Regions from separate parts of the Homo sapiens genome. Here region 2 is linked to region 1. A link is a loop called in an ENCODE intact Hi-C map of the cell type or tissue named here. Cell type or tissue: natural killer cell. All regions are shown on one strand. Links, peaks and the distances in the headings refer to the core of each region. The heading gives the core; the rest is flanking DNA.

Region 1 (15,857 bases), core at 5,176-13,175:
AAGGAAAGAAGGAGAGTTAATTTTATTTACTGAAGAAACTTGACAAGATCAAAAGTCACTGTCTTTATGGATGAACCACAGATGTCTGCTAAGATTAAATTAAAATAAGAATAAATTTATAATAGTTCTGCCACTGTATGGATGCTTATTCTATATATAGTGTTTTTATTATCACAAAACAATGAATACTTATTGAATGGAAGTTTGGCTCAGGCATTAACTGTTGATACATCTTGAAATTTAGGGAACAAATTTTATTTCTTTAAAAAAGTGTATATGGGTCCATAATTTTTATTTTGTATTTTTATTAATTTCATATAAGCCATGCACTTCAAAAAATGAAATAGCATGAAAGGGCTTGTCATGGAAAGCAACAATTCCCTTGACTTACCTTATCCTAACCCAATAGGCAACAAACTGTAGCTTTCTGTTTCGGGATCATTTTGTTAAATCTTCATATTATTAAATAGATGTTTTTATTGCTATTTCTTGGTATATCTATTTTAGCCATGATTTGTTGATTGCTTTTGGATGGATGCAAAGAAAAACACTTGCCTTCTTAGATCCCCTTCTTACCTTTGCATGTTTGATTATAATATGTTGACTTCTTCTAGGGTATCTGATTTGTTTCAGTTGCTTTCAATAAAATGCTTACTTACACCTTTATTTTCTGGCTTGCCTACTATGGGTCATAGCTTGCAAGTATACTTGGTGAATGAGGTGCTAACCCTGCCCTTCCCTCCCCTGCCCCTGCATCCTGCGTGTTGAACACTCACCCCTCCTTGGCTGCAACCCATTCCATGAGCATTCTGGGCTTTCTCTACCTGCTTGACTGGGCACCACTGTTCCGCATGCTGTCTTTATGAAACCTGTTACAATTTTCTCTTTGCTGTTAGTGCATTCCTTATTTCTGTGTTTGTGAGTTTAAAACATAATTATTTCTTTACTTCCATAATAATAAAGTATGAGAGGAAGAGGAAGTAAATGTCTTCCTTTGACTAAATTAAACCAGAGCTTCTTTTGTTTCTTTTGGCTTTTATTCAATATTTATTGGTTTGCTTTAAGTTTTATCCTTTTTTCTGCTTTATTTGAATGGTAGAGTTTGACTTGATATTTTGTCTTCTTCCAAGGATAAGAAGGCTTAATTTCTTTGGCAAGGGTGTATCTAGTTTTAAAATTAGTATTTTTCCTTTGTATTTGTTACCTGCGCTTGGAAAGTTTCAATTTCATCTCATATATTATAGTATTACTCAACTTTATCTAATATGTTGAGCTGTACTATTTAACAATAACCATAATTTCTTACCTTTATAAAATATTTTATGCCACAGAGTCACATAAATTATCTCACTTTTAAAAAAGTCATTTTGATATTTGCCTAAAGAAAAACTTCATACTAATCTTTCCCTCCCCAAAGTCAGCTTAGGTATAGAAATATTACTGACCTCCAGAATCCTCATTTTTAGATTACCTCCCCTTCCTGTGTACTTCCATTTTAATATTATATCATTTAGAGAGTACTAGTTTAATTATAGTGTTGTGGCAAATGCTGTGTTAAAGTTTACAGACATTGTTGTTACAAAAAGTATTGGCATTTTTGTTGATGTTGAAAAACTTATTTTTAGCAGTTCAAAGAAAAAAATAAAAAAATTAATATAGAGAACATACCTCCCTCCCTCATAGTCTATATTAATAAACAAATGAAATTAAAATTCTAAATTTTTATTTTCCAAATGAATCATCTAAGGTTATTTTGACAAATTCCTGATCTTTAGGAATTTCTTAACTAAGGCAGATAACATTGATTTGGCCAGGATATTTAGTAAAAAGATACTTAACATATTTAACATCTAATTTAGATATTAGCAAGCAGATTCTTGAAAGATGAAATTAAGAGCTCTACATCTGCCTCTATGATCAGAGTCAGCAGTTTGAATGAGTTTCAGCCACAGTTGACGTAGACGGAGTGCTTTTTCTGCTAGGTGAGCATCCCGAAACACAAGGAAAACTGTGATGGTGAGGCAGAGCAGGCGTCATGCTGACAGCTGAGATGCTTGTGATACGTTCGCTGGCCCTGTGGTCTTGTTATTTGGTTATGTTGACATCAAAAGAGCACCCGTGAGATTCATCAGATTGACAGCGTGGTTGACACACAGCTACAGCTTTTATAAATATTTATATTAGGGCTCAAGGAAAAGGATAAATAAGTGCACATTGTTGGGTGCCGAGTAAATAGGAAGGTGCAGTTTAGGGAGATTATCTTGCTTTTCTAAGTAACCGATGTAGGATTTGTGTGGAAGGAGTGGTTCCAAAAGTGTAGGATAATCTGAAGAGTATGATGAACAAATTTGCTCAGGACAGGAAAGAAGATGTTGTTTTAGCATCTTAACATTTTACTTTACACATGCATTTCATTTAAAAATTTCCACATTATTTTTCTTCAACTTTTAATTTAAGTTCTGGGGTACACGTGCAGGAAGTGCAGGTTTGTTACATAGGTGTGCCGTGGTGGTTTGCAGCACAGACCAACCCATCATCTAGGTATTAAGCCCAACATCCATTAGCTCTTCTTCTTGATGCTCTCCCTTCCGCTGCCTCTCTCCAACAGGCCCCAATGTATGTTGTTCCCCACCATGTGTCTATGTGTTCTCATCATTCAGCTCCTTCTTGTAAGTGAGAACATTTGGTGCTTGGTTTTGTGTTCCCCATTTAGTTTGCTGAGGATAACAGCTTCTGGCTCCATCCATGTCCCTGCAAAGGACATGATCTAGTTTCTTTTTATGGCTGCATAGTATTCCATGGTGTATATGTACCACATTGTCTTTATCTAGTCTATCATTGATGGCCATTTATGTTGATTCCATGTCTTTGCAATTATGAATAGTGCTACAGTGAACATACATGTGCATGTATTTTTATAATAGAATGATTTATATTCCTTTAGGTATATACCCAGCAATGATTATATACCCAAAGAGGTACCATTTGACCCAAATTGCTGGGTCAAATGGTATTTCTGCCTCTAGATCTTTTAGAAATTGCCACACTGTCTTCCATAATGGTTGAACTAATTTACACTCCCACCAACAGTGTGAAAATGTTCCTTTTTCTCTGCAACCTCTCCAGCATCTGTTGTTTCTGGATTTTTTAGTAATCGCCATTCTGACTGGCATTAGATGGTATCTCATTGTGGTTTTGTTTTGCATTTCTCTAACTATCAGTGATGAACTTTTTTTCATATGTTTATTGGCCAAACGAATGTCTTCTAAGCAGTGTCACATACACTCATATGTTCATCACCATACTATTCACAATAGCAAAGACATGGAAACAACCTGGGTGTTCATCAACAGTGGACTGGATAAAGAAAATATGGCATATATGCACCATGGAATACTATACAGCCATAAGGAAGAATGACATCATGTCCTTTGCAGCAACATGGTTGCAGCTGGAAGACATTATCCTAAACAAATTAAGGCAAGAACAGAAAACCAAATATTGCATATTCTCACTTATAAGTGGGAGCTAAACATTGGATACACATGGACGTAAAGATGGAAACAATAGATACTAGGGATTACTAGAAGGAGAAGGGAGGAAGGGGGGCAAGGGTTGAAAACTAACTGTTGGGTACTATGCTCACTACTTGGGCAATGGGATCCAATCATACCTCAAACCTCAGCATTACACAATATACCCATGTAACAAACTTGTACACGTATTCCCTGATTCTAAAATACAATTTGAGTTCTTTTTTAAATAGAAAATTTCAAAATTTATTTACCTCTCAATGCATGTGATTTTTTTGTTCATGTCTCTTTACCCCTAGACTATAAAATGTTTTATAGCAGGATCTGTAATAATTAAGACCTGGACATTTCATAGAATCTATACTAATTGTGATACCTTCTATATTCAACCTATGTACAGCATAAGATGTAGTTAAGTGTTTTGAACATTATAGCTCCTCCAACAGTATTTGTTGAATACATTTATTAAAGATAATAGGTTGTTTGCAGTAGGTTCTAGATAACATGATTGCAGTTTGAGAACAAACTCAATTCTTTTCTATTTCAGACAGTGTTCTACTGAATACCAAACACAAAAATGAACACTATTGCTACCATAAAGGTTGACAACTTTTATTAATATTTAATAATTTGTTTTTAATGGTTCAAGGAACGATGGGAATGTTAATATTGAAAACACAACTTCCTCACTCATGTTTTTCATTAGTATTAAAATGAAAGCATCAACCCTAGTTTTTTATTTCTTTTACATCTAAATAATTAAGAACCTTTCACAATTTTCTAAACATAATTTATTAAATAACAAAGTCATAGCTTTGAAATTCAAGGAAATTGACATTTTAAGCTCTGATTTATGATTTTCTTGCAGACAGCATTAGTAATCTGATTATTTTTACACTGATGAAAAATAGTTCAATGAGAAATTTACTCAGACACTTGTACCTTGACATTATATGTAGAAAAATAAAGATACAATATTTGTAAATTTATGTACCAGAAAGTGAAACATATTTGCTTTGGATTAATGAGATATGAGATTAGTTCATTTAAATAGCTGTTTAAATGTCTCTCTCATCTAGTTTTCCTATTGTGTATTTCCACATAAAGAAACATGCACCACTATTGCTACCATAAAGGTTGACAACTTCTGAAAGGTCAGAAGTCTAAAATAGTAAACACATGCCACTCAAATTCATGATACACTCTACTAAGACCCAGAGAAAGGAATCTGTAGGAATCCTATAAATCATCTCCTATTACCCTTCTTTATTAACACACAGCAATCCAATTTCCTCTTATAATATCTTCACTGTTTATGTTTTCGATCCTTTAATCATTAGAGTGGCTATTTTTGTGCAGAGTACATAATATGCTTAATCTCTTTTGTTAATAGAGATTTTTTAAAAGAACTTTTAGATGTGGGATTCATTTTAAAAGCAGATTGTGCAATTTTTCTCCTTCATGTATTTAAAAAGGTTTTAATAATGTTTATTTCTAAAGGTTTGGATACAGTTGGCAAATATTTAGACATGTAAGTCTAGAGCCAACTTTTTCAACTTTATATGTAGTAAATATACTTTACACATTTCAAAGTTGTTCTCTCATCTGTCTCCAGTGTCTTTATAAGATAAATGGCTGGTGTGTCTTGAGCTCCTAACTATAATGCTAAATTTTGTTTCTTTTAATATTTTAAAATCACATTAACTTTTTATATTTTTATATATTTATTTTTCAAGGCTTAGACAATCTACATACTTGTTAAGTTTCAGTCTAGATGTCAATTTTTCTGCCCTTTTCTATTAGCTTTGAAATTCTCTTAAATAGAGATAATGTGGGAAGATTTTCATAGTCTAGTCATCACATATCAAATATCAAGGCCATTAACAGTAAGAAAGCATTTGTTTAATCTCATCACCACTGTCTTTATGGTTTGTTTTATCTAAATCCAAACCAGATGTTGAGCAGGAGTAGCTCCCTGTGACATCCATACTTTGTGTGTGTGTGTCTATTTCCTTCAGAAATTAGAATGTTTGGTCTGTTTAATTTTGTTTTTTGAAACCTCAGCCATCTGATGTGGTGAACATATTTCAGAATTTACAATTGTTTTTTGGCCTGAATAAGATCAAATTTTCTACAGCATTCATAATTTTTCTTGGCACAATTCTTCCTTGTGTTTCTTATACATGTTGTTCCCTTCTGAAAAAATTTTCTGGCTGTGTCAAAGAAATATATCTTTGAAATTATGGATTAGACCATGTAGCTGATGACAAAATCAAATTGATGGTTCACCAACAATAGAAACATAAGTGGTTAATTGCTATATATCTTCATGTCACAATTTTTAAAAGCTACATAGCTACATCTTGATGGTGGAAATATTTCTAGTAACCAACATTTATTGAATGCTTCCTATATAGTCGGCATTGTGGTAACATTTTGTGGCAGGGACTATTATTGTTATCACTGTTCGCTATCGCTAAGTGGATGTGGGCAAAGTCACATACCAAATAGTTAGTTGCACCAGGATTTGAATTCAAGTAGTTTCACCCCAATGTCCACATTCCAAGTCCCAGCATACCACAGTGCCACAGGGAGGTGACAGCTCTCTGTGGCTGGGCCCCTCATCATACCACATTTCTAAACAAGATTATCTTCTTTGTTGCATTTTACATAGGCATGGTTAAAGCAGATGTCCCTATGTACTAAACATGTAAGCATTCAATCATGGAAATATTTATTCGTGTATTTACATGTCAGATCTTATAGAGCAATATTTAAGTTATCAAAAGACATAGCATGTAGTACTGAGTATTAGCATAATATTAAAGAAAGAACCTTGGAGTTGCAATCAAAAGGCATGGACTCATTCTGTCTCTTCTACTTGAGAAATGAATGTTTTAAATAAGTTACCTGAGCGTCATTGGTTCTCAGAATCCTCATTCATAAAAAGAAGATAATAATATTTATACTAATACTTTTCTCTGACTGGATTTTTACAAAGATTAAAGGGACTAATTAACACAAAAGTAAGAGTAAAGAATATAGTAGAAAAGCAATAGATGATGGTGCTTTTGCTTCCTTCTTACCAAGCAGATGTTTTAAAAATAGTCAAAATAATATCTTGCAAGTACCCAGAACTCAAACTATTTGATGATGGGTTGCTTAACTTTTAGTAATTATGATGGAAACCAAAACTTGTCATTAACTAAATGATTACATCATTTTATATTATTGGTGAGAAATCATTTTAGTACTATAAGCATTGAGATGTTAATTAAATGATTCACACTGTTCATAAAATTTCTAAAATGAAGATAGTTTAAAAAGTGATTTTCAGACTGTGAAGTTGTAGCCCATTAGAGGGTGATGAAATCAATTTACATCTCATTTTAGAGAGAATGTTTATATTTTAATACAAAAAGAGGAATATATCACTCATAGTTAAGTATTATTTTTGTGAAATTTTCCATTTGATTTTATACACATACAGACATACACATGTCTGTACCTGGTCATATGTATGTATGTGTGTATGTATTGGTTTGTGATATAAATGTTATTTCTTACCATAAATTTCACTATTTAGAAAAAGTTACTCTCCACAATGCTGGCTGTCAGTGTTCCATACACAGGATGGTGTGTTTAAAAGGTGTGCATGTTACCCAGGCTTGGCCAATCAGAATCTTTCCTAAGATTGTTAAATTAAGTTTAATAATTGTTAGATTGTTAAATTAAGTTTTAAATTAATTGTTAAATTAAATTTCCTAAAATTGTTAAATTGTCTCTGGTAGACATTCTAGAAACATATGTAACAGAGACAGACACACACACACAAACACATACACACACACACACAGAGGGAGAGAGATGAGAAAAGATATGAGGTGATAAGGAAGAGAAATGCAGAAAAATAGAGATATGCATAAAGAAACACAGAGATAGAAAAATGCAGATAAATAGTGACAATAAATTAGAAAAATAGAAAGGCACTGCAGTGAAAGAGACACAACAGGGGGACAGAGACAGAAAATGCAGAGAGATATGCAGAAAGAACTATACAGGGGCAAAGATACACGGAGAAAAGGAGACAGATGCCCAGATAGAAATACAACAGAAACAGAAGAGAGATGAAGATCTTATTGAATATCTGGAACTAGTTGCTTCTGTAATCAACTTGACCTTAGGCTTCCTTGTACCATGAACAAAATATATTTGGTTTTCTATCATTTAGAACCAAAAATAGTACTTTTATTGCTGGTTATGCTTTCTTAACAATAAAAATTATTCTCAATTTTAAAAAAAGGTCACTCTTGTGAGGGCCTGTTAGTCTCTGATCAGGATGTTTGCTGCATGTTTTCCCCAGAAAGATGCAGTAGTACTGCTATAGGTATCATCTGTACTCACTCATGGATTTTGCTCCCCCGACGTCTTAGCACATCCTCTACAATTATGACATGGGTTTTTATCCCAGTGCTCACCAGCTTGCTATCATAACACATAATTTGGAAGAATTTCTTGACATCTTTTGCTTAAAGCTAATTTTTTTTTAAACTGATGCATGCTTTCTGCTACCAGTTGCTTTTAGCCATCAAAAGGAGGCTTGGCGAATTTAAAACAGAGAGAGAGAGAGATGAATTATTCTTTTTTATTTGCTCATTTCCCGACAATTCTTGCTAATTTTAATGGGTTTTGATGTGCAAAAATGATCTCCTGAGAACAGTTCAATCATTGCAGAGCACATTAAAATAACAAGGCATTATGCCGTCTTGAGTCCCTAAGAGAGGCAGGTTTGGCAGGGCAAAAGTGCAAGAAAGACCTGCACATTACAGTGAGATTTTACTGGAGATGTGTGCATGTGAACTTCACTCAGGCTCAGGCAGCTGAAGGGAAGGAGATGAAATCTCAGTACCAAACCTGGCAGGCCAGATTGACATGAGGGCCATCTGGTTCCTCTCACGAATGTCAGGTAGCAGAATGAGCAGACAGCGAAAGCTCATTGCTGAGATCTAGTTCATTGTGAACTGATTTAGAGCTGCGGGAAAATTTTGCTTCTCTGAACCACACGGCAGAACATAACCTTCACACATCTCCCTCTGCCTTTAGCAAACTGGGCAGGGGAGTGGGTGCCTTGAAAACAATGACAGGACGGAAAGAGGAAGCGGTGTGGTTGACGTTTTACTTTTAAACACATTTTTAAAGAGTATAGCTTTACAAACCCCTCCACTGCCAACCCTCAAGTTCCACCTTCCACTCCTCTGTAAAACTGAGCTGGAAATAATTAAATCTAAAGCTAAAAATGAGAGGTGGGGAGACATGTTGTGTGTAAAAATATGGCTAAAGAAGCTTCGCTATTTCTTTGAATCCCTTGATACTTCTTTTATGCATATACTTACGAGTTGTTGGAGAGGAAAATATAATATAATATTTTATCTTCTAAATTAAAGAGTGTATTTTGCTGCCATTAAGATACCATGGGCTTTGCTTTATTGGATCATTAATTTGACTTTGAATGGTCAAAGGCTTATTCAGTAAGCATGTATCTTGCAACACACAAGAGGTATATATTAATGAAAGACTAAAACACACCCAGGAGTCTCTTACTGCCTTATTAAAACATTTATAAATGGGACTTTAAAGTGCTGCTAAAATGAAAATGAAATGTATTGATTCTCATGCCAGATGCTCTTTAGAAAATGCAGTGTGTGTTATTCCCACCTCAAATTATAACTTCAAATCTGACCTAGATATACTTAAAGATAATTCTCTGAAGACAAGATGTAGCAGATAAGGCAATTAAACCAAGTCATTCAGATTTCTAGGATGGCCTTTGTACACTAGGTGGCAGAGGCTTCTAAGAATATCTCTCTTATATAAAGTACCAGAGGTTTGTTTAGCTTTGCAAGCTCAAGCAAAACATTCATGAAAATGTTCTTCTTCAGCAGTGGACTAAGATTCTCCTTTTTACAAATAAGTGGAAAAATTTAAACAGCATGTTTTGTTCTGTGTGAACCTTCAACAATGCAATACTTTTTTTTTTTAAATTTTTTGGAGACCAAGTCTTGTCTCTGTCACCCAGACTGGAGTGCAGTGGTGTGATCTCAGCTCACTGCAACCTCCACCTCCTGGATTCAAGCAATTCTTGTGCCTCAGCTTCCCGAGTGGCTGGGACTACAGGCGCCCGCCACCACGCCCGGCTAATTTTTTGTGTTTTAGTAGAGACTGGGTTTCACCATGTTGCCCAGGCTGGTCTCGAACTCCTGAGCTCAGACAATCCACCCGCTTCGGCCTCCCAAAGTGGTAGGATTACAGTCATGAGCCACCACACCTGGCCAAATGCAGTATATTTTTTGTTTAGTGAATTTATTTTTTCATAGAATAGCAGAATAGGGTTTTGATAGTGTTAATTTTTAATTTAATTCAACTTTACTTTGGTTTAATTCATTTTTAAAAGCTTTTTTACTTTAACACAATAAAAAAATTCTTAAATGGCATGATTCAAATGAATGCATGGCGGGGGGGTGATGCCTCACATTCTTACAACACCTCTTTATTTTCGAAAGACCTTTCACATGCATTTTTAAATTTGATCCTTAAAATAACACTGTACTGTATTAGCACAATTTTACAGGACAGGAAATAAATTTCAGACAAGGTGAGTAACTTCTCCAACATTAAGTAATAAAGTGCTACTGTGTTTTTCCTTTCTGTTGGAGCACAAGAACATTCAATAGAATTTTCACTGAAGACGAGCTGTAAGTATATTAGTGGGAGTGGGAAGTGGAAGTGTCATCTATTTTTTAAAAGGTGGCAGATCTACAATATTTAGCAAGAAACAGGGAGAAGGAAAAGCCAAAACAAATGAACTGATTTATTTAAAAACATTATCAGCATTACCCTGAAAATTATCAAAATCTTATATGCTATATCAATATATTTTTGGAACCATTTTATGGAAGTATCCTTAATAGAGTTTTAATGCATTTAATGCATGCTGTTTTTTTCAGGTGTCCAAAGAGAAGTGCGCCTTTTGCAATAGATCGATATTTCTCTAAGCCTGTTTCCCACACCAACTAATATCAGATTCACTACAGTTTCTTAAGAATAGACTTCTAGCTCCTACTCCCAACCAAATTAATCACAGTTTTTGGGAACTAACCCAGGTATCTTCATTTTCAACCAGCATCTAAGACTTGGCTAGTAAGTTGTGAGAATCAACAGATTTTACTTTTTTTGATATGATATAGATGCAGGCAGAAATATCTAAATAGGTTTATAATCACGCCAAATCTTTTTTTTTCAATTATCATAAATTACCACAAAAATTTTGTTCCATGTGAAAAGATTACCTAATGAATGAATAAGTAACTTGGAACTTTAAATAAAGAAAATGGACAGACACTCATTCACACACGTACATAGAGGAGGCACATTGCAGTAAAAGAATTTCTTTTCTAGATTAATGGTTGTAAATGACCCCAATCAAATATTAGTTAATAAGGCAACAACGTCCTTTGAAAAATAATTTGAGAAATAACAACAATTTTGTTTCTGCTACTAATTTTTACCTCTGGTTGCTAAATGATCTAACAACTACCCATTGTTCTCTCTGTGTTTTTTTTTTCTAGTGTAAATTTGGTAGACTTAATTACAGGTGATAATAGTAGCATTTTTGAGGAATGACAATCTGTTGTGCATTTTCATGCATAATTATAAAAGCACTCTTGACAAATGAATTGATCACCTACACAAAATAGGCATGGGTGTAAATGCAGGTCAGTCAAATGGAAGATCAATCATGTTAAGCAATATTTTCCAACAGTTCTTTTGAGAGCTATTCGGAGAAACAACAAGGAAAATAAGTTTTAAATAATCTTGGAGATGCTATATTTTAAAACATACTAAGAACATTTTTTTGTTTGTTTTTAACTGCAAGATTTCTTAAAGCAATGAACAGACCAATGTGCAGTGAATTTCTTGGAGGCAACTGTATAGTTCACTGTTGAATGTATTTGGCAACAAGACATTTTTGCAGTTATCTTGTGGGACTAGGTTAATGTCGGATGGATTCAGAAAATCTGAATTTAAGAGTATACAGCGCTGATGAACCACATTATCTATTACTTCTAGCCTGTTTAAGATCTGTCTTTCTAGGAAAAAAAATGAATTTTAGATGATTTGTATACTACAGGCAGTATGGCCCATCGTAAAAGTTTAAAAACCTTCCCTTATCCCCCTTCTTCCCAAAAGCATATGTAACTCTTTTGCCTTGAGAATGAATAATGGTTTTTCCTCACTTCAAACATGATTGAATAACCTACAAAGACCCAAATACAATGGGAAAGACAGAAGAGAGTACTAATTCATTGGTTATTGATTATAGCTCTGCTGATTTTGTACCATCCCATCTTGGTCATTTTTATGGGTTCTAACATATTCCATCTGCTGAGCACCTATTTCTCTGCATCTTTAAACTGACACTGAACACGTGGACTCTAATTAGTTCTTTTACAATTTCCTGGAGTATGTTCTTACTTGTTTATTTGAAATCTCATGGCCTCTTGATGGCTCTTTACTATCTAGGTTGTTACACATAATTCAAAGATACAGAAAACACAGTGAACATTTAGATCAACTAACTCATACTACAAAAGAGGAAATACAACATATTACTTCTTATCTACTCCTGCCCGTGAGAATTTGCAATGTAATAATGATTCTTTGAAACCTTGCTGATTTCTACAGTCTCCAGACCTAAATTCTCCAAAGTGATATCTTCAAACTACTGCTTAGAACATGGTCTGTCCCTGGAGGAGAGTGAGGTACTCCCCAATCCCTACCACTCACATAGAAACGTTTATGGGAATAGGGCTAAGCTAAAAATTTCATGAAGCAATAAACTGTTTCTGAGCCAGTGCTAGCATTGTTTCACATCTCTGTATTTCAGGACTTAGCTTTGCAGCTCTTGCCTAACACAGAGAAAGCCCTCAGTATCTTTGTGTTAGAGGAATAATCAGAAAATATAGATAAATAAATTGAAAGCGACGGCTAGAGCTAATTGTCAACAATACAAACTGTATACCTTGAAGGACATGGTCTAAAATCTATTTTTTTAAGGTAGAAAAAGGATTGTCTTCTTTACTATATTTCCAAAGAGCATGATTAAGCCCTCATCAATTTCTGCACCTGTGAATGTGCTTTGGCATTATACTTACACAGCATCAGATATTTTATACTCCGGATAATTAGTGGACAGTTTTGCACCTTTGATTTGATATTATACCATCAGTATTCAACAGTTATTTTAACCACTACTGAAATATTTTAAATTCACTGCCATTTAATCATAGTAATTATCCTGTCTGCGGAAGTTTCCAGTGACAGAGAACTACTCTGTGACTGACAACCAATGATGAATAGTTTTTTTCTGACACTAAGTTTGGCTAACAAGTAAGTGAGGATCCTTCACATTTTCTTTGCTTTGCCTTGCCAAGTGTCAAAACTGTAAGTCCTCTGGCTGACATTTGACTTGGTGAAACTATAATTGTCTCGTTAGTTGTGGCTCTGTTAGAGAAAAATTATATATATAATCAACTGTCAGCTCAGATGAATTTCTCAGCTATATGGCTTACTTTTGTGTGTTACAGAATTAACTGGAAAATTTATTTTCCTCTCTAATCTCTCGTAGAATATACTAATTGAATTTTCATTTCCAACCCATAAAACTCCCACATCCTGCTTTGTTTTTTTTTTTATAAAGAGAAACTTTAGCACAGAATGCATATGGCCCAAAGACATGTTGAAACATATACTGAATATACTCTACAAAATTTTAAATATACATGTGAAAAATTCTCATGAATATGTGACATAAAAGGTAAAATGAAAATTGACGTTTTGTAATATACTGTTAAGAAGTGGACATTAGGAAATAGTTCATTCTTTTTTTGATACATATGGTAATGAGCCTTTAGGGAAGGTTATGGTGTGAAATCTAAGATTCAGGGATTCAGATTTTTCTCAGGGAATTATGTGCAATTAAAAAACAAGATTTAATAGGTGTGGTATAAAATTGTCTTAAGTGATTCTATTCCAAGGGGAGGAAATCATATTTTTCTAACATTGAAACTAAGAGAAATTTGGAGAGAATTCAGAAAACAGGAAAACAATTTGGTTTCAGAGAATTAATTGCTGTAATACCAGAACACTAAACCTGGAGTTTCAAGTGTGTTGTATATGATGACCAGGCCTTACGATGTCATTTTTCTTACCTTTGGTAGGATAGAAAATGACTATGATGGCTTGTTTATTACGTTCTAGAATTCTTATTAGATAATTATGTAAGTTATATTATTTAATGCTTCTTACAAGTCAAAGATATATTATTATATCTCTTATTTTGCAGATTAGGGCACAATATTTGAATATTAAGTCATGATACCTAATGTTATAGTGTCAGGGAATGGTTAAACTTAAAGTCCAATCTGAATGCAAAGACAGTGTTCTTTCTACAAACTCTTCAATTATATAGTCTGTATAAGAGAACTCTTTTTGCTGAATTAATCAATTTAGTTACTAGAGTAAAGCTGGTATAATTTAATTTCTCAAAGACCTTGGCTTAATACAGGAACATAATAAATTAAAATAGAGTAAAAATCTCTTGAAATAACTATGATGTGTCTCTCAGGATAATAAAAAAAGGAGGATGACTTCAAGGTCCAATAGTAGTTGGATGATTAAACAAATTATGCTATGTCCATATAACAGGTTATACATATTTTAAATCATTACTTTAGTTGTACAACATAAACTTTTCCATATGTCACCAGATGTTACAGTAAAACATTAAGGGAAAATAATACCAATGAAGGGAAATCTTAACCTAATATCTAATACTTTATCACTTAATAGGGTTTTGAGGAACACCTTTCTTATTTCTTTGTTCCTTTTAATTTAGAATCCCAGAGATTTTGTATAACTGAAAAAAAAATGAACCCAGTAAATATTTTACATGTTCTAAAAGTTCTCACATTCTCAACATTATTTAGAAAATGAATGGAAAACATTGACATAACACTAACTTGTGTCTGCCTTATTAAATTTCAAAATCTTTAAAACTATCACAACTTCCTTAAAGGTAAAATGACCTATTTTACAATTAAAAAATAGTCTGGGTACTAATTGAATCTAGAATTAAAACTTGAATCTTTGAGTGTCTTGGCCCTTAAAATAATTTTGTTTCTGAATACCAATTAGAATTTGACCTAAAGACATCTGATATATGAAGGCTTTTTAATTTTTATAATTTCCATGAAAGTAATAGTAAGCACACTAATTCTAGTTTTCTAACAGAGAAGACAGATTAAGTGTTGCTTATCTGTGAGGTGTTTCTCTAATTTTGATAATTTCATATCATATATTCTTAAACGGATGTTTTAGGTTTGTATTCATTTGAATTTTTTCTCAATTATGTTATGTAATGATAAACAATCTATTAACAGCACCTTAACAGAAATAATTCTTTAGAGACAATGGAAGAAGCTAGAAGCTCTATTGGTGGTGTAGTTTTTTAACAGGTGTAAAGTGTGTTATTACAACATTCAGTTGCTATCCACTTTATTTAATTTTATAACCACTACTATCCTAATAGCATGAACATAAAGCAACTTTAGAGTATTTTTGAGAGATCACTTCTTGTGGAAATTACATCAATAGGTCATTGATTTCTCTGGTACAAATGACCTTGAACAAAATGCTGCCATGGGCAAAACAAAGTCATTATAACTATCCACTACACTGTGGACTGTGTTAAATAATCATAATCCAAAGAAGAAGCTCCAAAATGTTGGTCTCTGGTATGAATCTGTAACTTAAAAGCAGTCACACATTGGTAACATCTTCTTTCCTGAATTATGTTACTACATCACAGCAAAGGTCTAAATACACATAGCGACACTTCAACACTCAGAACATTTTCTCAGCATGCCCACAACGTGGAGCTGCAGTGTAAATGAGTCAGACCCATGCGCTGAAACAAGTTGCTGAGTCTAGTGAAACAAAATATACCAGACGGACTGTGAATAAAGTGGTGGGTAGTACCTGAAAGCTTTGCCTTAGGCTGAATTGGAAAGATCTAAACTTTCATTGAAGAAAATATTTATGAATGCGTTACCTAAGATGAAATTAACTAGCACAGATTCAGACTAACACTTGCAGAAGCCCAGATTGTAAATATAAAAATGTCTCTGTTTTTAAGTTGATTAAATCTTCTTGTTCTATTCCTTAGAACTATTAAGTTGTGCCTCTCTATATTTACCTGCCTGTTTT
Region 2 (15,857 bases), core at 3,604-11,603, 310 kb after region 1:
CCATTTACTTATTTTTGCTTTTGTTCTCCATGCTTTTGGTATCACCCAAAAATCATTGCCAAGACAAATGTTATGGAGCTTTTCCCCTATGTTTTCTTCTCGGAGTTTCATGGGTTCAGGTCTTACGTTAAAATCTTCAATCTATCTTCAGTTAACTTTTGTGTATCATGTAATATAGGGATCCTATTTCATTTTTTTACAAGTAGATATCTAGCTTTCCCAAGACCATTTTCATTTCCCCATTGTATACTCTTGGCACATGCATCGAAGATTAAATGATTGTACAAGTGTGGGTTTACTTCTGGGCTTTCTGTTCTCTTTTGTTGGTCTATGTGTTTTTATGCCAGTAACATACTGTTTTGACCACTGTAGCTTTGTAATATAATTTGAAATCAGGAAGTATGATGTCTCCAGCTTTGTTCTTCTTGATCAAGATTGCTTTAGCTATTCAGGGTCTCTTCATGTTACAAATTGGCAGCTTTTTATTTCAGCTTGGAGAACTTCCCTTAGCATTTATTGTAAGGCAGTCTAGTGGTCATAAACTCTCTCAGTTTTTGTTCTCTTCTGTTTTTCTGTCTTTATTTCTCTTTCATTTCTGAAGGACCTCTTTACTTAGTTTTATTTTATATTGTTATCCTTTTATCCTCTTCATAAAGACCATTTCAATTGTTAATATTTTATTTTCTATATTTTAAGTATTTCTATAAGCTGTTTCAAATACATTTTAGGACAAGCTATAATTTCAAAAAAAATTAAAAACAAGCAAACAAAGAATATCTATGTAAAAACCTCCTTTAGAGCATATTTAAATCATTTAAAAGATGTTGCTATGGATTGGAAGGAAAAAAAAAAACAAGCTAGTTGTAATAAACAGAACCACTAACATCCCAATGCCCATTCTTTCTTCTTATGTCAGTCTAACGAGTCTTTAGTTTTTATATTAAAAAGTTGTATTTGGGAAATACGTAACATAAAAACTGAAGCAACACTCCAAAGTTATGAAGTACTGCAGAATACAACATACCTACAAAGATAAACTGCCTCCTATGTAAAGACTTTATGTCACAACAAAAAATTGTAGCACTTCATAACATTAAAAAGAGAAACTAATTAAAAACAAAATTCTGCAATCAATGGCTTGGTTAGTATTGGGACAATGTCTAAAAGGAATTACTTAGTGGCTAAACCCTTGTGAAACAACTTCCTATCACCTCCTCCATTTTTTACAGCTTTAATGCAGTATAGTTTACATACCATAACATTTATCCACTATAAATATACAAGTCCATAGTTCTCAGTAAATTTACAGAGTTGTGCATCCATCACCACAAAATCCAGTTGTGGAACATTTCCATCATCTTTAAAAAGATCCCTCTTGTCCAGTTGCAGTCAATCCCTGTTACCAAACCCAAGCAACCGCTAATCTACTCCTCTTACCCCTTTCTCTTCTTATAAAATCTACTTGAAGCATTAAAAAGTATAGATTTCTGGCCCTTAAGCACATCCTCTCTTACTGCTGGTTAGTGGGCTTCAGCACCCTGAAAACATAATCATTGGAACCATGTAATGAGTAAAAATGCCTCTGCTGGTTTTCATCTTCAAGATACATGAAACAGAAAGAAGCCTGGCCCCCTTTTAGGTTTCGACATTTTTAATAATTTTCAATGATGGGCATTAAAAATGTAAATTTAGAAAAATCTATTATTACCAGTGTGAATGAATTAACTCCAAGAAGTGACATTTTCTTCCCCAGCCAGAAAATGGTATAATTAAAAAAAATTTTTTTTATTAACAGACCAAAAGAACTCAAAGTATTTTTGTTGCACTTGGCATTTAAGTAAAATATAAATGAATTCTATTTGTTGAACTGCCAGTTAATAAATCGCTAGTCTGCAAAATGGCCAAAATTAGGCCCAGAATCTGAGCATATAAACTCAAGGTAACCATAAATTGTAAAGAAGTTTTCTGATCAAGCACTCCCCTAGGGTGCAAACAATGGGCAACAATTTCAGCAAAGCTGTGGGCAGGAATGATCAGCCAGTGGGTATACAAATTTCACAGTGTTTGCCTGCCTACTGACTCAACTGATTATTAAGTCAAAAATGCTTTGTGTTGTATTTTATAGTCTCACCCAGAATAACTTTTCACATAACAATTAATTAAAAAATAGAACTCTCTATGAAATAAAACATGGAAGTGAAAAAATAGATCATAATCACAGTGTCTGTGGTAGCTCTCCATAATTAGTAAGCAGAAGCCTGGAAGATACCTGAATCAGTTCACATTCCAAAGCTGTTCAGCTTTTCACATAAAATGCAGTATAATCGTGTATGTATACATGGTGTCCTATTATATAATGTAATAAAAATCCATCTCATAGTATTTTACTCATTTATAATCACTTGTGATGTATAACTTACATCCATCAATTTCATACTTGATGAAATTGTGAATGAAATAGTGAATAAAGAGCATTTGCCTCAAGTCAGCCATATCTATAAAACCAAATTAACCTTACAAATTCTTGTAATGCAGAGCTGCTACAATTACCAGAATGAAAGACTTTTCTTAGCTAAAGGAATTTCAGACATGAGCTAGCAGGTGGGGAGTGGAGTTTATGCAGAAGAATTCCTCAAATAACAAGACCAACTCAACTGGCCCTAAAAGTAAATCCTGGTGATTTACTTTCTTCCACAGAATCTATGGGTAGAGAGACAGAGATTTTCTAATGTACCACCCCGGGCAATGTGCAGCAACAGCCCTAATCCTCTGTCCATTCCCCTAGAGAGGCTGCCTGAGAATACTGTGGCAACAGTGACAAGAGTAGGTGGATTAATGGTACACCCCTTTATCATAAGCTTCCTCCAGGACTTAAACTGTTCTGACCTAGTACGGGCCTGCTTGGCCAACCCCTAGCCTTCCAATCGGCCTTTAAGTAAGGTCTGACCTACTCCCTCTACATTTCCCCCTTCCCTTCTTGAGCATGACGACTTCTTCTCCCTTATCCCCAGTCTCCCACTCCCATTCCCAAGTACCCAGATATGTGGTTTATATTTTAGCACTTTTGATGTATGTTAATTCACATTTAAAAATGTCTCAAAGAGTAAATATCTCCTATTTTAGAGGGCACTTTTGTCTCAGTATATTATTTCTAAATATACTTATAAGGTTTCTGACAGAAGTTTATCAGTCACTGTTTGCATCTCTTCATTACAGGTGGAACCAATTTACTAACCATGGCTTCATTCTGCTGACACTATCTTCAATGTCCTGACGAATTTCATAAGTTGATTCTAAGCGGAAGAGGTTAAAGTTCCTTAGCAGGTAGTCATGAAGAGTCAAAAACTGCAAATTCAATTTGGGAAGAGCAAGACAACCTGAAAAGGAAAAAAACATCCATATTTCAATTTTTTTTTTTTTTTGAGACGGAGTCTCACTCTGTCACCTGCACAATCTCGTCTCACTGCAACCTCCGCCTCCCAGATTCAAGCCATTCTCCTGCCTCAGCCTCCTGAGTAGCTGGGATTACAGGCACCTGCCACCATGCCTGGCTAATTTTTTGTGTTTTTAGTAGAGACAGGGTTTCACTATGTTGGCCAGGCTGGTCTCGAACTCCTGACCTTGTGATCTGCCCACCTTGGCCTCCCAAAGTGCTGAGATTACAGGCGTGAGCCACCGCACCCGGCCTGAATTATTCTTTTAATCAGATATTTGTTCTCTGTATTAAAAAACTGGCACCTCAAAACTATAAGAATCTAATGAATGCCTGAAATGCAGCATATCTGATAACAACTTATTTTTGTTTTCACACAGATGTTAAAACCAGATTAATAAATGTTGGCTATTAAGAATTAGGGGTGAGGCCGGGCACGGTGGCTCACGCCTGTAATCCCAGCACTTTGGGAAGCCGAGGCCGGTGGATCACCTGAGGTCAGGAGTTTGAGACAGCCTAGCCAACATAGTGAAACCCCATCTCTACTAAAAATACAAAATATTAGCTGGGTGTCATGGCGGGCGCCTGTAATCCCAGCTACTCAGGAGGCTGAGGCAGGAGAATCACTTGAACCCGGGAGGCAGAGGTTGCAGGAAGCCAAGATCATGTCCTTGCACTCCAGCCTGGGCAACAAGAGCAAAACTCCGTCTCAAATAAAAAAAAAAAAAGAGAGAGAATTGGGGTGAAGGATGAGTTTTATTAATACATGTAATCTGCATATGAGTGATCTGTATGTAAACAGTACTCCTTCAAAGTATTTAAAGATACTTGTACTAACAGTCTCAAGTAGTTTAAAACTTCTTCCCTTATCACCTAATTTATATTTGGCAAAATACTGAAGTGAATAATGTTACCATAAATTTAGCCCATGACAAAATTTAGCATGAACACTGAATTATTATGTTACATTGCATAAATCAATCTCCAATGATTATTATTGTGCTCTGAACTTGCCTTCTGGCTAAACTTTAAGGACCAGACATTGTTTGTATGTTATTCCAGACTCCCCCTTTTCATTATTCTCACTTAACACTATTTCTCTTAGACAATAAGTGACCACTGAGCTGCAATATCAAAAAGGTTTTAAAAAATCCCAGAACACATTTTACTGATAAGTCATAGTCTCATCATTGTTGTCCATACTACCAAAAAAAAAAATAAACTTAAATACAACAAACATTGATGTACAAAAATTTAACATTATTTATATTAGTAAACTCTGACTTGTAATCTAACTCAATTTCTTTCAATAGCACATTTTTATTTAAAAAAATGACAACTAAAATGTCACCACTTTGCAACACTCACTGAATTAACAAATCTAGGTGTTAAATATCTATAGCTACTAATAGCACAAAAAAAGAGACAAGTAGATAGTATGTGCCTCCTGATGAAAGAACACACCACCACCAAGAATCTTGCCAAGGATAACCTTAGCCTGATCAAGCCTCTGCACAAGGTGGTACTAATTTGCAAGAAAAATAAAGAACAGAGGAACATGCTGCAATATACCATGAGTATTCAATCAGAAAAATCTATAGACTACGGGAACTCTATGATCAAACAACTCAAGTTCTTCAGCAGAACAAAAAAAAAAAAAAAAAAAGAAAGAAAGAAAAAAAGGGATGTATAGAAGGTACCAGTAAAGTAAAAGACATTTTTTTAATGAAACCTTGTAACCACCTTGTCAGCTATCCCAGAATACTCCTATGTGCCCTTTCCTGGTTACAGCTTCTTCCCTTTACCCGAAAGTAACTATTTTCTGACTTTTATAGCAATCGCTATCTTGAATTTCTTTATAGTTTTATCATCCAGGTGTGCATCCCTAGACATGAGAAAGCAACATATTAACCACTGTAAGAACATAAAAAGATATGAAGACTGCCTATGTTCTGAAATCTAGCACAATATTAGTGCACTGGGTCTATCGGAGTTATGGCTCTAGGATATGTCTTAGATTAACCATTTTAAGTAAATATACCAATACTTATACTTGTGATGTCTTTAAAACAGTCACATTTCTTCTACTAATGATGCCATTGTTCAAAAAAGTCCTGAAATTTCTTTTGAAATATACCTTCAAAGTATATCTGAATGCACTTTTGCATATACTCAGTTGTGGCAAATTCTCATCCTCAGAGGATGCGTGAAAAGTGTTTAGATCCAAATCTGGGGAAATAAGTGAACAAACTAGGCAATACCATTTTGGATCAACACTAAGGGTTTACTATCAATAAATGATAATGTCTTTTTTTTGGTGATCATTACCTGCTTTACATAGAATTCAAAAGAGCCCCTAAGAAAAGCCTTTGAAAAACAAAAGCTCTATCAAACACAGCCTATCATAGTGACAAAATGAAAGCTATACTTCATGCATTATAAGGTCTCCTTGAAAACAGTCTTATGGTCAGCTGCAGTGGTTCACACCTATAATCCCAGCACTTTGGGAGGCTGAGGTGGGCAGATCGCTTGAGCTCAGGAGTTCGAGATCAGCCTGAGCAACATGGCGAGACCTTGTCTCTACTAAAAAAAAAAAAAAAAAGCTGGGTGTGGTGGTGCACGCCTGTGGTCCCAGGTACTCGGGAGGCTGAAGTGGGAGGATCACTTGAGCCCAGAGACTGAGGCTGCAGTGAGCTGAGACTGCACCACTGCGCTCCAGCCTGGGTGACAGAGCAAGACCCTGTCTCACACTAACAAACAAAAAAAACCAAAACAGTCTTAGGGCTTTATGGTCGTATTTTTTACAGGGTGATATGTGTATAGTTAAATTTAATAAAAACCCTTAGTGCTAAAGCATTCAAAATACTAAATCTTTTCTAGCTTCTAAAGTTAACTTCTGGGCACCAGGAAATTATCCTAATGTACAGAGTAGACTCAAGTACACTGCCTATAATTGCCAATTATATATGATAAATCTGAAATTGTTTCATTGTACAGCTGAATCCATACTTCTTTACCATACCTTCTCCAGAATAGTACTCAGTTGGGACAATATTTTCATCCCATATAATTTTCTCAGTTGGATACAAAGGCATCTGGTTCAACTGCTGAATCTGAGAAATTCGACGTTCATGACGAGATACCTAAAATAAAGGAAACAAGTTCATGCAGAAGGTTAGAAGCATCTTTTTTCAATCAAAATAATTTATGGAAGAAGTTTCATGCCTATCAGTTATTGTAGCAGTTCAACAAGCGATTTTTTTTTCTTTTCCTATTTTCTCCATAGATCAAAGATGAGAAACAAACCAATGGTAATGGTCTTTGGAATCAGACAGACCTGAGTTCAAATCCCAGCTCCTCTACTTATGAGTACTGTAAAAGCTGGGCACGTTACTTTAACCTTCCTAACCTTAGTTTCCTTTTCACTAAAACAGATAAAGTGCCACACATCTCAAGTTTCCAATGAAATATGAAATAGTGTCAAAGTCCCTGGCACATGCCAAGGGTTTAAAAACCATGACACTTAGCATTAATCAATGTAGGAAAAAATAGGAGCTCTAGGTTTTGGACTATAGTTTTCATTCTTATACTAACTAGCTATACCATCTGGGAAAGTTTATTAATCTATCACCCTAGTCTTCTCACTCTATGTTCCTTTCCATGATGACCTCTGTGTACCCTTAATATTAATAATCTATCTCAAATATGAAAATAAGTGTTACACCGGGTGCAGTGGCTCATGCCTTTAATCCCAGCACTTTGGGAGGCTGAAGCAGGTGGATCACCTGAGGTGAGGAGTTCAAGACTAGCCTGACCAACATGGTGAAACCCCATCTCTACTAAAAATACAAAAATTAGCTGGGCGTGGTGGTGCACACCTGTAATCCCAGCTACTCAGGAGGCTGAGGCAAGAGAATTGCTTGAACCCGGGAGGCGGAAGTTGCAGTGAACCGAGATTGCACCATTGCACTCCAGCCTGGGGGACAGAGTGAGACTCCATCTCAAAAAAAAAAAAAAAAGAAAGAAAAAGAAAAATAAGTGTTTATCTAATAATGCTAAAATGACATATTCTTAAAATGTATCACATTCTCTTCAGTGAAGATAGTATAATTATAGAAAAAATCATGATATCTAAACAATATGTATGTTTTAACTTTTTGATCATAAATTGAATAGTAGAAGAATCCAAAGCCTGGGGAAATCCTTTAGGGAAGGGAGGAAACAAAACATAATGTTGTAGCACTATACATTTTAAAAATTATTTTCTTTTGTTGGAACTATTTAAATTTTAGGAATAAAATTCTAGCCACAAGACCTTAATAGGCACAGGATCAACGTTATCCTCAAACTTATTTTCCATTAGAAGAATTCCTGAAAACAGGTTGGGCACGGTGATTCATGCCTGTAACCCAACACTTTGGGAGGCTGAGGTGGGTCAATCACTTGAGGCCAGGAGTTCAAGACCAGCCTGGCCAACGTGGCGAAACTCTATCTTCTACTCAAAATACAAAAATTAGCTGGGAGTGGTGGCACACATCTGTAATACCAGCTACTCGGGAAGATGAGGCACGAGAATCACTTGAACCTGGGAGGCAGAGGTTGCAGTGAGCTGAGATCACGCCACTGCACTCCAGCCTGGGCGACAGAGAGAGACTCGGTATCAAAAAAACAAAACAAACAAACAAACAAAAAAACAAAAAAAGAAGAAGAATTCCTGAAAAAAATCCTCATTTCTTTCTATTGCAAAGAGTTATTATTAATTCCAAAAACCTTACTCATGAGAGGTTTTACATTGTCAGAAAATAGCACAGGAATTTTTAGGAACTGAAAGAGACAATGAAAGTGATTTGCATATAAATAGTTGCTAATAGAATGATTCATCCAGAAAGTAGTTCGAAGAGATAAAATACTTGAGTAAAGAAATTCGAAAGATGAGAAAACAAAAAATCAAATGATAATACAATTCCAAAAACAAAATGGGAATTATCTGCCTAATCTTTGGCCCACAAAAAAATCTATATGAACCTACATCTTTAAGAATGACTTTAAAAGGCAAGGAAAACCACATGCAAAATTCAGAGAACATTAATATTTACCAGCAATTCTAGAAGAAATTCTTTATCAAAAGTTGTGTCTTCATTTTTAGGAAGAGTTGGCAACAAGCAGAGGTATGATGCCACCTGGTGGAGTGTGTTTGAACTGCAGAATAGAGAACAATATTTTATTCATAGTAACTTACTTCACTTCACTTTTGAAACATGTATTTTTACAAATAGCTTAAAAAAGCAAATATAATACTATGACATGGGCAGCAAATATCAAAAACCAGCAATGAAAATTAAGGCTTTAGTGCAGGGTTCTCAAAATATTTTCTGCAAACCTCTCATTGTACCCAAGATCCTTCTGGGCAGTCCCCAAGAACACTTTTAAATATTAATACCGGCAGGGCAAGGTGGCTCAGGCCTGTAATCTCAGCACTTTGGGAGGCCGAGGCAGGCAGATCCCGGGGTCAGGAGATCGAGACTATGCTGGCTAACATGGTGAAATTCCGTCTCTACTAAAAATACAAAAAATTAGCCGGGCGTGGTGGCGGGCGCCTGTAGTCCCAGCTACTCGGGAGGCTGAGGCAGGAAAATGGCGTGAACCCGGGAGGCGGAGCTTGCAGTGAGCCGAGATCGCGCCACTGTACTCCAGCCTGGGCGACAAAGCGAGACTCCGTCTCAAAAATAATAACAATAATAATAACAATACTAAGACATTGTTTCACAGTTTTATTTAAGAATGTCCTTGATGAAGCAGTAAAAAAAAATTAATACTATTAAATTTGGACTCGAGTACCTGTTTTATTTTAAATTCTGTGACAAAATGGGAAGTACATATTTTGCACACAACTTTTACTTTAAAAAACAACAAACTGTTGGACCGGGTGCAGTGTCTCACACCTGTAATCCCAGTACTTTGAGGCCGAGGTGGGCGGATCACAAGGTCAGGAGTTTGAGATCAGCCTGGACAATATGGTGAAACCCCGTCTCTACTAAAAATACGAAAATTAGCCAGGCGTGGTGGTGAGCGCCTGTAGTCCCAGCTACTCAGGAGGCTGAGGCAGGAGAATCGCTTAAACCCAGGAGGCAGAGGTTGCAGTGAGCCGAGATTGCACCACTGCACTCCAGCCTGGGCAAAAGAGCGAGACTCCATCTCAAAAAAAAAAAAAAAAAAAATGACAAACTGTTTATACCAGCCTTGGACAAATGGCCAATTTTTTTTCAAATTTCAAATTTTGAATGAAATAAGACTATAATTTCAAGGAAAACAACTATCAGTATTTGCTGTCAATGATAAAATTTGAACTTCCATGTGAACGTGAAAAATTAGAATTTTGGAAAACTGGTATTTGCCACCATGAGCTTCATAGCTTTCCACTATTTAACTGGTTTCATCACCTCCCCAAAATCCCTTATGCTAATTTATAGCAAATCCTCCTCTCCATCCCAGCCCAGCAACCATAATCAGTTTTCTATTTGTAATTTTATCTTTTCCAGGAGGTCAAATAAATGGAATCACACATTAGGTAGTCTTTTTTCTTGCTTGTTTTTTGAGACGAGTCTCACTCTGTTGCCCAGACTGGAGTGCAGTGGCATGATCTCAGCTCACTGTTACCTCCACCTCCCGGGCTTAAGCAATCCTCCCACCTCAGCCTCCCGAATAGGTGGAACCACAGGTGCCCACCACCACACTCGGCTAAATTTTTGTATTTTTGGTAGAGACGAGGTTTCACCATGTTGCCCAGGCTGGTCTCAAACTCCTAAGCTCAAGTGATCTGCCTGCCTTGGCCTCCCAAAGTGCTGGGATTACAGGTGTGAGCCACCATGCCTGGTCTTAGGTAGGTAGCCTTTTGAATGGCTGCTTTTACTTAGCATAATGCATTTGAGCATTTGAGATTCACCCACACTGTATATTTATCTGTAGTTGGTTCCTTTACGTTGCTGAGCAGTATTTCATGATACGGCTGTATCACAGTATGTTTATTCATTCAACAGTTGTGGGATATTTGTGTAGTCCAGTTTTTGACGATTTTGAATAAAGCAACTATATTCATTTTTGTACATATTTTTGTGTGAACATAAGTTTTCACTTTTCTTGAATATATCTGTAAGTGGAAAATACTGGATCATAATGTTAAGTTCATGTTTACCTTTATAAGAAACTCAAATTTTTCCAAAGTGGCTATCCCACTTTGAATTCCCACCAGCAATTATGAGAATTCCAATTGCTCCACATCCTTGCCAAGAGTCAATATTATCCGTTTTGGGGTTGTTTTTTGTTTTTTTGGTTTTGTTGAGACAGGGTCTTACTCTGTCATCCAGGCTGAAGTACAGTGGCAAGATATAGCTCACTGCGGCCTCGATCTCCTGGGCTCAAGCAATCCTCCTATCTCAGCCTCCTGAGTAGCTGGGATTACAAGCATGTGCCACCACGCCTGGCTAATTGTTTTGATTTTTAGTAGACAAGTCATCCTTCCACCTCAGCCTCCCAAAGTGCTGGAATCACAGACGTGAACCATTGTGCCTGGCCTTATCCATTAAAAAAAAAACAAATTCTAATAGGTATGTAGTATCTTCTTATGGTTTAAATTTGCATTTCCCCAATGACTAAACATGTTAAGCATCTTTCCATGGGCTTATTGACATCTATCTACCTACTTTGGTCAAGTGTCTGTTCAAATCTTTTGTCACCTGTAAATTGTTTTATTATTATAGGAGTCCCCCCTTATCTGTGGTTTCACTTTCCCTAATATCAGTTACTCATGGTTGACCAGAGTCTGGAAATAGTTAAGTATAGTAGAATAAGATATCTTGAGAGAGAGACCACATTCGCATAACTTTTATTATAGTATATTGTTATAACTGTTCTCTTATTATTATTGTTGTTAATCTCTTACTGTGCCTACTTCATAGCTTTATCATAGGTTTTTACATTACATGTAAAAACACAGTATATATAGGGTTCAGTACAATCTACAGTTTCAGGCATCCACTGGGGTTCTGGAACACATCCCCTGCGGAAAGTAGGGGGCTGCTGTATTGAGTTCTGAGATTTCTGGATTCTATTCCTTCATCAAATACCCATTTAGCCAATATTTTCTCCTAGGCTGTAGCGTGTTTTTTAATTCTCTTATCAATGTCTTTCAAAGAGCAGAAGTCTCTTAGTTTTGATCAAGTCCAATTCATCATTTTTTTTTCCATTATGGATTGTGCTTTGGTGTCTATAGAAATCTTTGCACAAACCCACGATCACAAAAATTTTCTCCCATACTTCCTAGAAGTTTTAATTTTGACATTTAGGTCTATAATCCGATTTGAGTTAATTTATGTATATGATGCAAGGTATGGGTCAATGTTCATACTTTGCATATAGATATCTAATTGTTTCAGCACCATTGATGAAATCCTTTCTCTACTGAGTTGCCTTGACACATTAGTCAAAACTCAACTAACCATATAGGTATGGTCTATTTCTGGACTCTAATCTATTCCATTGATCTATACATCTATCCATGTATCAATACCATAATGTCTTGATTACTATAGCTTTACTGCAAGTTTTGAAATTAGTAGAAATCTTCCAACTTTGTTCTGTTACAAAATGGTTTGGGTTATTATAGTTCCTTTGCCTTTCCATGTTATTTTTAAAATAAGTTTGTCAATTTCTATAAAATATCCTGCTAGAATTATGATTGGAATTAAAATATATCTATAGATTAATTTGGGAAGGATTCACACCTTGGGTCCTCTTATCCATAAGCAAGACCTAGCTTCTAATTTTTCAGATTAATTCATTTTAATTGTACAGACTTCCTTACATGGTTTCAGATTCTACTCTGAAACTAATTTTTAAAGAAACTACCACTTGTCAAGTTTTCATAGAGTATTAAAGAAGAACATTCCCAATTATTTGATAAAGCTTATCAAAATACACTTCCCTCTGTGTAAGGCCAAATTTTCTTAATTTACTTCAACCAAAACAATATCTCACAACAAACTGAATCCAGAAGGAGATCTGCAAATCTGTCTTCAATTAAATCAGTCACAAAAATGTAAAACAATGACACTCTTTTAATGGTGCATTTTTTTCATTTTGGAGAATATGTTTTTCATTAGCAATACATATGGCTAACATATAATAGATTTCAATCAATATACTTTTTTTTTTTTTTGAGACAGAGTCTCACTCTGTTGCCCAGGCTGGAGTGCAGTGGCACGATCTTGGCTCACTGCAACCTCCACCTCCCAAGTTCAAGCCATTCTCTTGCCCCAGCCTCCCAAGTAGCTGGGATTACAGGCGTGCACCACCACACGTGGCTAATTTTTGTATTTTTAGTAAGATGGGGTTTCACCATGTTCGCCAGGCTGGTCTCGAACTCCTGACCTCAGGTGATCCGCCCACCTCAGCCTCCCAAAGTGCTGGGGTTATAGGCGTGAGCTACCACACCCGGCCTCAATTGATATTTTTAAATGAATTAATAAATGTTTAAAATCTTTCCAGTTTTTATTTCTACTATAGTGAATATAATGAATATAATACACATAAATGTTCTTTGGGATCCTCAATAATTTTTAAGAGTGTAAAGGATGTCTATGGACAAAAATAAATACCCCAGATGAACTATGCAGCTAAGCTAAATGTAAAAAAAAAAAAAAAAGGCAATAAAAGTATTTTTAAAATATAGGAAAACATTTTATAACCTTAGGGTGAGAAGGACTTCTACATAAAGCATCTAATATAGTTATTAAAAAGAATGACAGTTGTCATTAAAAAATTTAAAATATCTGTAATGACAAAAGATGTTACAAACAAAGTTAAACTGAAAGAAAATAAATGCAACACAAACTAGACAAAGGGATTAGGACCAAAAATATTAAAAGTTCTTTAAAATCAGTAAGATGACAAGCAATGAAATGCAAAATAGCAAAGGAAAATAAGAAGGTTACAGAAGAAATGTAAATGGCCAAGAAAAAAACAGAAAAATGCTTAATTTCCCAAATAAGATCAGGGAAATGCAAAGTAAAATGAGATAAAAATAGAAAAAATTAAAATCCAATTTACCCAGCATTAGTAGGGAGAAAAATAAATCCTCATACGCTGTTAGTTTAAGTGTAAATTGATAGTCTTTTCTGAAGGAAATTTAGCAATATGTAACAAGTTTTAAACGCATGCCCCGTTTGAATCAGCCATTCTGCTTCTAGGAATCAGTACGAAAAGGATGCTCATTGCAGAACTGTTTGTAAAAGCCAAAACTTAAAAATTAAAGATTCACCAAAAGGAGGCCAGGAGCGGTGGCTCATGCCTCTAATCCCAGCTCTTTGGGAGGCCGAGGCAGGATCACCTGAGGTCAGGAGTTTGAGACCAGCCTGGCCAACATGGTGAAACCCCATCTTTGCTACTAAAAATTAGCTGGGCATGGTGGCGTGTGCCTGTAGTCCCAGCTATTCGGGAGGCTGACGCAGGAGAATCACTTGAACCCAGGAGGCAGAGGTTGCAGTGAGCCGAGATCGCACCACTGCACTCCAGCCTGGGCAATAGAGCAAGACTCCGTCTCAAAAAAAACAAAAAAAAAGACTCACCAATAGGAGATTAACTTTTAAAAAAATAAGGCCGGGCGCGGTGGCTCATGCCTGTAATCCCGGCACTTTGAGAGGCTGAGGCGGGCAGATCACGAGGTCAGAGATCGAGACCATCTTGGCTAACACGGTGAAACCCCGTCTCTACTAAAAATACAAAAAATTAGACGGGCGTGGTGGCGGGCGCCTGTAGTCCCAGCTACTCAGGAGGCTGAGGCAGGAGAATGGCGTGAACCCGGGAGGCGGAACTTGCAGTGAGCCACTGCAGTCTGGCCTGGGCGAAAGAGCGAGACTCCGTCTCAAAAAAATAAAATAAAATAAAAATAAATAAAAAAATAAAAAAATAGTATGCTGGTCCTGTTTAATGGAACTCTATGTAGTTATTTAAAATAATGAAATGAATCTATGTGTTATTAATTATATTAAATCCTCATATGAGAATGAACAACCAAACCAACCTCAGTTTATTACATTTTAAATAGTCAAGGAACTAAACATAATTTATCCCAAGAGCTGGGAGATGATACAGTATAGTAGTTAAAAGTTAGGGCTTGGAAATCACACTATCCGGGTTTAAATTGTATCTCTGCCACTTACTTGCTGTGTAACCTAGGCAAATTACTTAACTATTCTATGCCCCAGATACCTTATACGTAAAATGGTACCTACTTCTAGCATGAATGTTTTCAGAGTTGTTTACACACTTAACAGAACGTCTATCACATAGTAAATAAATGTATGCCATTATTATTACTATTTTCAAAAGGATATATTAGCAGATAGCTAACTGCCAGAGGATATTACTAATTTTATAAATTTTAAACATGCAAAAATTTCCCTAAGTCACACCTCTAATATCACACATAATGAATCTTTATTGGTTTTTGTCATATGTCGTTTATGACTGATGAGATTGACCAGCTTTATATTCTACTCTGAGAAAAATTTCAGATCGAAGAAAATTGTATACGTCATAAAAAACAGAAACTTTACCAAACGTGGGTAAGTGACAAAGACACCAAACTGCTGGAGAGAAGCACTAGTTGTAGACGTCAACGAAGAGTGAAATAACAAGTAATATTATCTAAAGTACTGCAAAATGATTAAAAGCAATAAAGAAAAGTAAAATTGAGGGAGCATGATACAAAAAAAGAATATATAGTTTTTCATGTTGTCTTACCTAAGAGGTCCAAAAAACTTGACCAAGGACTCCCGAGTATCTACTTCTGCCACATTTGAGAGGGCAAAATCATAGAGTTCAGGAAAATGTGCAAAAGCAGCTCTCTAGAAAATAATGGCAAAAAATATTAATAATTAATGTCTACATATTAATATAAACATCTACTATTTAAGAATGAAAATATTTTATAAAAATATTAACGCATTTCTGTCTCTTATATGCTTCTTTTATGTGACCTCTACCTTAATCAGACAGAAGCATATAATAAAAAGAGAAAAAACTACAACTGTCATAACAGAAATGTAAAAAACATAAAGTTGGCGTTCAGCTTTTGACATCTAAAAGGATTTTCAATATATACAAAATAGCCACAAAGGCTAGCTTTATTGACAGAAGAGGAGCAAAAAACAAATACACACTTGATTATCAAGAACTGGTCGAACAAGACTAAAAGAAAGTCCCAAGGGAAACTCTGGCTGCAGAGAACTTGGAAGGAGAGACCAAAAAACTTATGCTTGTGCCTTGCTTTTGTTTGGAACTCTGGGAAAAGACCTCACAGGGTAGCACTCTCAACCAACATAGGGTAAGCTGTAAGAAAACAGAAATAGTAGTATTGCACAGAGTG

What was found. Peaks named below come from ENCODE experiments on the same cell type or tissue, not always from the same donor. Only the 100,000 strongest peaks of a DNase experiment are listed, where the experiment ranks them.
Region 2: it touches region 1 in a loop (22-fold over the local background); 17 of 110 quality-filtered maps call a loop at or near these places.

The regions. Positions count from the first base shown.
Region 1 is chr15:34,601,270-34,617,126 of GRCh38, forward strand. No RefSeq gene overlaps it. Among named protein-coding and RNA genes, the nearest start is that of GOLGA8B, 26 kb to the left of the region's middle. In natural killer cell, for the core only: no CTCF peak of the experiment used is centred there; a DNase peak (open chromatin) is centred at 9,362; H3K27ac peaks cover 447 bases.
Region 2 is chr15:34,911,803-34,927,659 of GRCh38, forward strand. AQR (aquarius intron-binding spliceosomal factor) reads right to left here. Exons shown (of 35, transcript NM_014691.3): 13 at 15,233-15,336; 14 at 8,530-8,632; 15 at 6,456-6,576; 16 at 3,236-3,377. Among named protein-coding and RNA genes, the nearest start is that of AQR, 50 kb to the right of the region's middle. In natural killer cell, for the core only: a CTCF peak has its summit at 8,597 (motif pointing left); a DNase peak (open chromatin) is centred at 8,609.